Regions from separate parts of the Homo sapiens genome. Here regions 1 and 2 are each linked to region 3. A link is an interaction called in ENCODE POLR2A ChIA-PET data of the cell type or tissue named here. Cell type or tissue: HCT116. All regions are shown on one strand.

The links. Peaks named below come from ENCODE experiments on the same cell type or tissue, not always from the same donor. Only the 100,000 strongest peaks of a DNase experiment are listed, where the experiment ranks them.
Region 1: POLR2A ChIA-PET joins it to region 3 with 23 read pairs; 20 of 35 experiments call an interaction of 5 or more read pairs at or near these places.
Region 2: POLR2A ChIA-PET joins it to region 3 with 11 read pairs; 20 of 35 experiments call an interaction of 5 or more read pairs at or near these places.

The regions. Positions count from the first base shown.
Region 1 is chr7:48,083,840-48,086,339 of GRCh38, reverse strand. No RefSeq gene overlaps it. Among named protein-coding and RNA genes, the nearest start is that of UPP1, 4.2 kb to the left of the region's middle. In HCT116, no CTCF peak of the experiment used is centred here; a DNase peak (open chromatin) is centred at 1,229; H3K4me3 peaks cover 894 bases; H3K27ac peaks cover 703 bases.
Region 2 is chr7:48,091,491-48,093,990 of GRCh38, reverse strand. The region is part of intron 2 of UPP1 (uridine phosphorylase 1); the gene reads right to left. Among named protein-coding and RNA genes, the nearest start is that of UPP1, 3.5 kb to the right of the region's middle. In HCT116, no CTCF peak of the experiment used is centred here; a DNase peak (open chromatin) is centred at 1,400.
Region 3 is chr7:47,998,880-48,001,379 of GRCh38, reverse strand. The region is part of intron 6 of SUN3 (Sad1 and UNC84 domain containing 3); the gene reads left to right. Among named protein-coding and RNA genes, the nearest start is that of HUS1, 21 kb to the right of the region's middle. In HCT116, no CTCF peak of the experiment used is centred here; a DNase peak (open chromatin) is centred at 1,029; H3K4me3 peaks cover 1,350 bases; H3K27ac peaks cover 1,260 bases.

The sequences.
Region 1 (2,500 bases), 85 kb before region 3:
ACAATGGCCTCCTATAATTTGTGTTTAACATTTGTCAGGTTAAAACCTTGTCAGTGTGACAAACTGGAAACAAAATTGTGTCGGGCCACTACTAAACCACACCCAAAATACCTGTGTCATCAATGTTTGCAAGCAGAGAGCAAATGCAGCCCACCAATGGCCACCTAGAGCAGCAGCTGCTAGAGGCAGGAAAGTCTGGAAGAGACCCAGGGCTTGCAGGCTCAGCCAGGATCCCCCTGCTCCTCAACAAGGTCTTTGGGCTCTTTCAGAGATGCAGTTGGCCCTGAGCTCTGAGAGGTGGGGAGGGAAGGGGCTGAGAGGCTGAAGGCCAGGCCACACCAGATAGTGACACACCACTGCCCTTCAGGTTTCCCAAATCTAAGTAACTTCAAACTCTTTGAAATTCTCCCAAAGCTAATGTGTCTACCTAAAAGAAAGATGAGACAAAATTAACATAGAGAGTTTATTTGTGCCCAGGTTGAGGACTGTAGCCCAGGACACACTTCTAAGTTGCCATGGGGAGTGCTCCAAGAACAAAAAGGAGGCTCAAGTTTTTAAAGAAAAAAGAACAACTCAGGAGATGGGGCGATTGCAGAGTTGTCAGGAATCCTCATTGGTTTACAGAAATAACATTGGTTAGTGATTGCCCACACAGTGTTGAACTATAGGGTGGATGGCATCTTATGGCTAATTGGCCTCAGTTATTCTACAGCCACATAGCAAGTGGCTTCAAGAGGTAACCACTTAGCTGAAGGGGAAGTGAGCCATGACTGCTGTTCTGTTCTAAATGTTCTCTGGGCCTGATAATTTAAAGGCTCACCTTCCTCAGGAAAAGAAATGTGTTTGTTGTTTGTTTGTTTGTTTTCTTTCTCAGATAATATTTTAGAGATAGTAGCTGAGGCTTCTTCTCTGTTTGTCCTCACTTCCCAATTCCTCATGCAATTGCTCTTTTCTTTCCAATCCAGCAGCCATACAGATTTCTAGAACACCCCTCAGAGAGGGCAGAAATTGAGCCGCAGTGTTTTCTAAACAGCTGCCTGGTCCATTCGTGGGTCATGAAACCCATGTGGTGGGTCACAGCTAGCATTTTCATTGTCAGTGAGACAGAATGGAGTGAAAAAGCCTCTGCCTGCTTTCCACACCAGAGCACGTACTTTTATCACACGAACTATGACTCAGACACCACAAACCCAGACCAGGCCTCCAGGTCAGAAGTTGACTCCCCTGAGGCCTGTGGTGAGACTACAGCATGACTCAGACCCCTGAGATTTCAAATTCTTGCCAAAATACAAAAAGTGAGATTCTTCCCGCCAACTCTCACTCATCATATAGAGCTACTCAGTCCCCTGACCCACCCCCAGCTCAGATAGGCTCACAGTGGCAGGCCCACTCCCCTGGCAGCTGAGTCCAGTCTGATGAGCCATCACTTTCCCAGGTTGCTGGTCCTAGTAGTCAACAAAGAGAGTCAAACTCTGTAAAATATTTGAAGAGATTTATCCTAAGCCAAATGTGAATGACCATGGCCCGTGACACAGCAAACGGCCCTCAGGAGGTTCTGAGGACACGTGCCCAAGGCGGTCAGGGTGCAGCTTGGTTTTATATGTTTTAGGAATGCATGAGACAGCAATCAAATACATTTAAGAAATACATTGGTTTGGTCCAGAAAGGCAGGACAACTCAAAGCGGGGTAGGGGGCAGGGTTCAAGGCTATAGGTAAATTTAGACATTTTCTGGTTTACAATTGGTTGAGTTTGTCTAAAGACCTGGATTGATAGAAAGGAAATGTCCAGGTTAAGATAAAAGATTGTGGAGACCCAGGGTATTTGAAGTCTTATAGTGGCTGCCCTTAGAGACAATAGATGACAAATGTTTCCTATTCAGATCTTTAATAAAAGGTGCTAGACACTTAGTTAATCTCTTTTTTTTTTTTTTTTTTTTGAGATGGAGTCTCACACTCTCACCCAGGCTGGAGTGCAGTGGCGCGATCTCGGCTCACTGAAAGCTCCGCCTCCCAGGTTCATGCCATTCTCCTGCCTCAGCCTCCCGAGTAGCTGGGACTACAGGCGCCCGCCACCACACCCAGCTAATTTTTGTATTTTCAGTAGGGACAGGGTTTCACCATGTTAGCCAGGATGGTCTCGATCTCCTGACCTTGTGATCCACCTGCCTCGGCCTCCCAAAGTGCTGGGATTGCAGGCGTGAGCCACCGTGCCCGGCCAGTTAATCTCTTTAAAATTGGGAGAGCCTGGAAGAAAAAGCTCTAGCTATGTTAATAGAGATTTTTTACAGATGCAAATTTCCCCCACAAAGGACAGCTTTGCAGGGCCATTTCAAGATATGGCAAAGAAACATGTTTTGGGATAAAATATTTTTATTTTCTTCCCTGTCTCGTAATGTTATGCCAGAGTCAGGTTGGAAAGTAAGTCACGATATATAGGGTTAAATAAAACCCATCTCATGAGAATTCATTGTTTATAGGGCATGACTCCCCAGACCCCTT
Region 2 (2,500 bases), 93 kb before region 3:
ACAGGGTTTCACCATGTTGGGCAGGCTGTTCTCGAACTGCTGACCCCAGGTGATCCACCAGCCTCGGCCTCCCAAAGTGCTGGGATTACAGGTGTGAGCCACTGCGCCTGGCCTCTGCCTCACTTTTCTAGAATCTCAGATGCTCTTCTCCCCAGGAAGAATTGGGTCAAAGATGGGTAAAAGTTATCAGCTCCAGGGGGAGCAGCGGGGACAGGGGACCACCATAGGAGGGAGAGGGACTGAGGCTGACCTGAGTCAGCCCACGGCCCCGTCTCCACTGCAAAGTCCCATGAAGGAAAAACGTGGCGTACCTGAAGTTATTCTACTAGGGCTCAGTAGTCAGAAACCCCCAAGACCACTTCTCTGTGTGGAGAAGGGCAGGGTTTTGCCAGAGCTCTTTGAAGGAGGGTGAGACTCACGTTTTGAACTCAGTTAATAAAGAAACAAATCCCCAAATGCCCTGTAATGGCCAGGCCCCCAACTCCCTGGAAAGCCTTGCAGAGTGGGCAGGATTCATGCTGAGAGGAAGAGAGTGAAGCACTGGGTCTACAGGATGATCCAAGGCTCATAAAGACATCAGTAGGAGTCTGTGAAGTGAAGCTGCTTTCCTGAGGTCAAGCCAGTTGTTTCCACCACACGGTTCTCACCTTCGTAACTCAGCAGTCTCTTGTCACCAAGCTAAAACCCAAAAGGTCCCTTTTTGGAGAATGGGATTTATTATTACCATAATATAGTGATCATTTCCAGCAAATTTTGAATGCCAGGGAAAACTACAGTTGTTAGGTGTGGAGAAAAATGTTCCCTCCAATTGCTGCCTTAAATCTCTCCACCAGGCTTTCATTCTCCCTTAGCATTTACACAACACTTCTTTGGAAATCCCAGCCTACTGCAGTCCAGCTAAGGAGAGCTAAGAAGGGGAATAAGGTGTGGTGTTGTTGATTTTTTTTTTAATTCAACACTTTATTCTTCATTTTTTTAGAAACAGGGGGCCATGCACAGTGGCCCACGCCCCTAATCTCAGCACTTTGGGAGGCCGAGGAGGCCAGATCACTTGAGGTCAGGAGTTCAAGACCAGCCTGGCCAACATGGTGAAACTCCATCTCTACTAAAAATGCAAAAAAGTAGCTGGGTGTGGTGGCGCATGCCTGGAATCCCAGCTACTCGGGAGGCTGAGGCAGGAGAATCGCTGGAACCCAGGAGATGAAGGTTGTAGTGAGTCGAGATCATGCCACTGCACTCCAGCCTGGGTGAAAGAGCAAGACTCTGTCTCAAAAAAAAAAAAAAAAGAAACAAACAGGGTCTCACTCTGTTACCCAGGCTGGAGTGGAGTGGTGCAATCACAGCTCACTGCCGCCTCAAATTACTGGGCTCACGTGATCCTCCCACCTCAGCCTCCAAGTAGCTGGAATTACAGGCATGAGTCACAACACCAGTGTGAAGGGAATGAGTTTTAAAAGAGGTATCACACCTTGGCCCCCGGTTCACCAGGGGCCAAATGAAGGACAGTGTAGGGATGAAGCTTCATGAATAGGCAGAGCTACCTCTCCCTACACATGTGGAAGGAGGAGAGAGAAGCCAGGGCAGTGCTTCTTATCAAAAGGCACTACAGGAGGATCCCGGGGCGTAGGGGTCTGGTCATGATTTCAGGCCTTCTTCAGGATCCATTAAGCAGACCTACCGACTGAGGGAAGAAGTAGGGTTTAGGGTCAGGCAGAGTCCTGATCCCCAGGGCCAGTTTCTGTGGGGCAGGAACATTCCCCCGTAAGAGTGGCTCCTCTGAAGAATGTGCCCTCTTACAACCTCCCCTAAAACTCTGCCCCCTCCAGGCTGCTATTTTTGTCTTTAGGGGTAGGGAGCTAATGGGAGGGAGCAGCCCCCCAGTGAACCAGGCAGGGGAAGAGCTAAGAGGTGAGCTCCCTTGGGCCAGCAGCTGAGAACATCCCACTGAATCAGAGACTGCTGAGTGGCCCCCGGAAAGCTCTCCAGAGAGAATCCAACCCCGTTTGTAGAAAAGGAAACCAAGCCAAAGACAGAACTTCCCGTCTGGCCTTGTAGAGTAAGGATGTTTCTCTCTAGGTTTGGTTGCTTTTCTTTACTCTGAACCAGAGAAACCAAGGCCACATCAGCAGAGAAATCAGTTCCCTTGTCCAGTCACTGCTTTCCGCTGGCTCCTTCCTAGTGGGCTCCAGGACCAGCCTCACTCTCTCTTTCCCTTTGCAATCTTAGTACCTGCAGGATCCCCCCTCCTGGGTGTGAGTGTCCCAAGAACTAACTTCTCTCCACTTTTCAGCCCTGCACTCAGGGAGGGTCTATTTAACCACACCCACGTAGGCAGAGAAAGTTGCAGATGTCTGCAGTGCTCCAGTGGAAAAGACCCTGGTGTTGAAGATGTCAGACTGCACTGATTTTAGAAAACCTTTCTCCTAACATTGTACCACAATGTTCTCCAACTTCCGTAAGGAAATGAAATTCAGTTTCTCAACAAGTCTTCTCTCACCTC
Region 3 (2,500 bases):
GCCATTATCCTTAGCAAACTAACACAGGAATAGAAAACCAAAAACACATGTTCTCACTTATAAGTGGGAGCTAAATGATGAGAACACATAAACACATAGAGGGGAACAACACACACTGGGGCCTATTGGAGGATGGAGGGTGAGAGAAGGGAGAGGATCAGGAAAAATAACTAATGGATACTAGGCTTAACACCTGGGTGACAAAATAATCTGTACAACAAATCCCCATGACACAAGTTTTTCTGTGTAACAAACCTGCACATGTACCCCGAACTTAAAAATTAAAAATAAAGAAGTAGTGAAGTTGAAGATAGATCAAAAGAAATTATGCAATTCAAAGAATGAAAAAATGTTTGAAAAAAATGCAAACAGAACTTCAGAAACCTATAGGACACTATAAAAAGGTATAATATTCTTATCCTTGTAGTCTCAGAGGGAGATGAAGAAGAGACCAATGTATCTAAAGACGTAATAGCTAAAAACATCTCAAACTCGATTTAAAAAAAAAAAACCATAAATTTACAGACTCAAAAAGCATGGCAAATCAGAAAGAAGATAAATTCAAGGAAAATGACATCCAGACACATCATAGTTAAATTGCTCAAAATCAAAGATGAAAATACTTGAAAGAAGCTAAAAAAAAACTACACATTATTACAGATTTCTTACCAGAAGTTAAAGAGACCAGAAGAGAAGGAAACGACATGTTTAAAGTGCTGAAGGAAAGGATCTAGCAATGCAGAATTGTAGATCCAGTGAAAATATCTTTCAGGAATGAAGGCAAAATGAAGACATTTAGATGGAGAAAAACTAAGAAAATTATCTGCCACTGAATCTGCTAAAGGAAGTTCTTCAGCTCAATAGAAATGACACCAAAAAGAAACTCGGGACTTAAAGAATGAAGAAAGAGCAACAGCCTCATCTGTGAGTAAAGATGAGGTGGCCCGGCACAGTGGCTCATGCCTTGTAATTCCAGCACTTTGGGAGGCCGAGGCGGGTGGATCACCTGAGGTCAGGAGTTCCAGACTAGCCTGGCCAACATGGTGAAATCCTGTCTCTACTAAAAATAGAAACATTAGCGGGGCGTGGTGGCGCATGCCTGTAATTCCAGCTACTCCGGAGGCTGAGGCAGGAGAATAGCTTCAACCCAGGATGCGGAGGTTGCAGTGAGCGGAGATCACGCCACTGCTCTCCAGCCTGGGTGACGAGAGCGAAACTCCATCTCAAAACAACAACAACAACAAAAGATGAGGTAATTTTCTTTCTTTAAGTACTTTAAAATATGTATGGCTGTTGAAAGGAAAAAATGTATGGCATTGTCTGGGCGTGGAGGGCTAATATATGTAGATTTAATTCTATGACAACCATAAAGGAAAAGTCAGTGGGTGAGATTTAATGGACATCTATAAATGTAAAGATTTTATATGAATGATAAAAAGTTAACTCAAATAAACTATGAGCTGCTAGGTACGTGCGTTGTAATCATGAGAACAATTACTTAAAAATACAGAGATATCCAAAAGCTAATGGAGAAATCAAAATGGAGGCCAGGCACAGTGGCTCACGCCTATAATCCTGGCACTTTGGGAGGCCAAGGCAGGCGGATCAATTGAGGTCAGGAGTTCGAGACCAGCCTGGCCAACCTGGTGAAACCCCGGCTGTACTAAAAATACAAAACAGCCAGGCGCGGTGGCGCACGCCTGTAATCCTGCTACTCAGGAGGCTGAGGCAGGAGAATCGCTTGAACCTGCAAGGCGAGGCGGAAATTGCAGTGAGCTGAGATTGCGTCATTGCACTCCAGCCTGGGCCCCAGAGCAAGACTCAGTTTCAAAAGAAATAAAAAATAAATAAAAAATTTCAACTAATATTTAAAAAAAGGCAGGAAAGGGAAATGAAGAAAAACTGGGAGAGAAAGAGAGTACGAAAGGCAGAGGATAGGGGAAAAGGCATGCAAATTAGAAAGGAAAAAAATGGCTCTATTCAGAGACAACATGATTGCTTATGTAGAAAAACCACCAAAAAAATCTACCAGAGTAAGTGAGGTTTACAAGTTCAAGGGTATATATACAATTTCTATATACTAATAATAGAAAATTAGAGACTATTTAAAAGCAGCTCTATTCATAAATGCAGTAAAAAACATAAAATACTTAGGTGTAAGACTAACAAAATGTGGGAACTGAGAGCTAAAAACTAAAAAACAATAATGAAATAAATAAAAAAGATTTAAATAAATGGACAAGTATACCATGTTTATGGATTAGAAGACTCAATACCATTAAGATGACAATACTGTCCAACTTTTCTATGGATTTAATATAATCCTAATTAAAATCCCAGCAGGATTATTTGTAGAAATTGACAACCATTTTCAAAATGTATGTGGAATGGTGAAGGAACTAGAAGAGTCAAATTTGTTTTGGGAAAAAAAGAGACAAAGTTGGAGAACTCACACTACCTAATTTTAAGGCTTACTATAAGTTTACAGTAATCAAGAGCA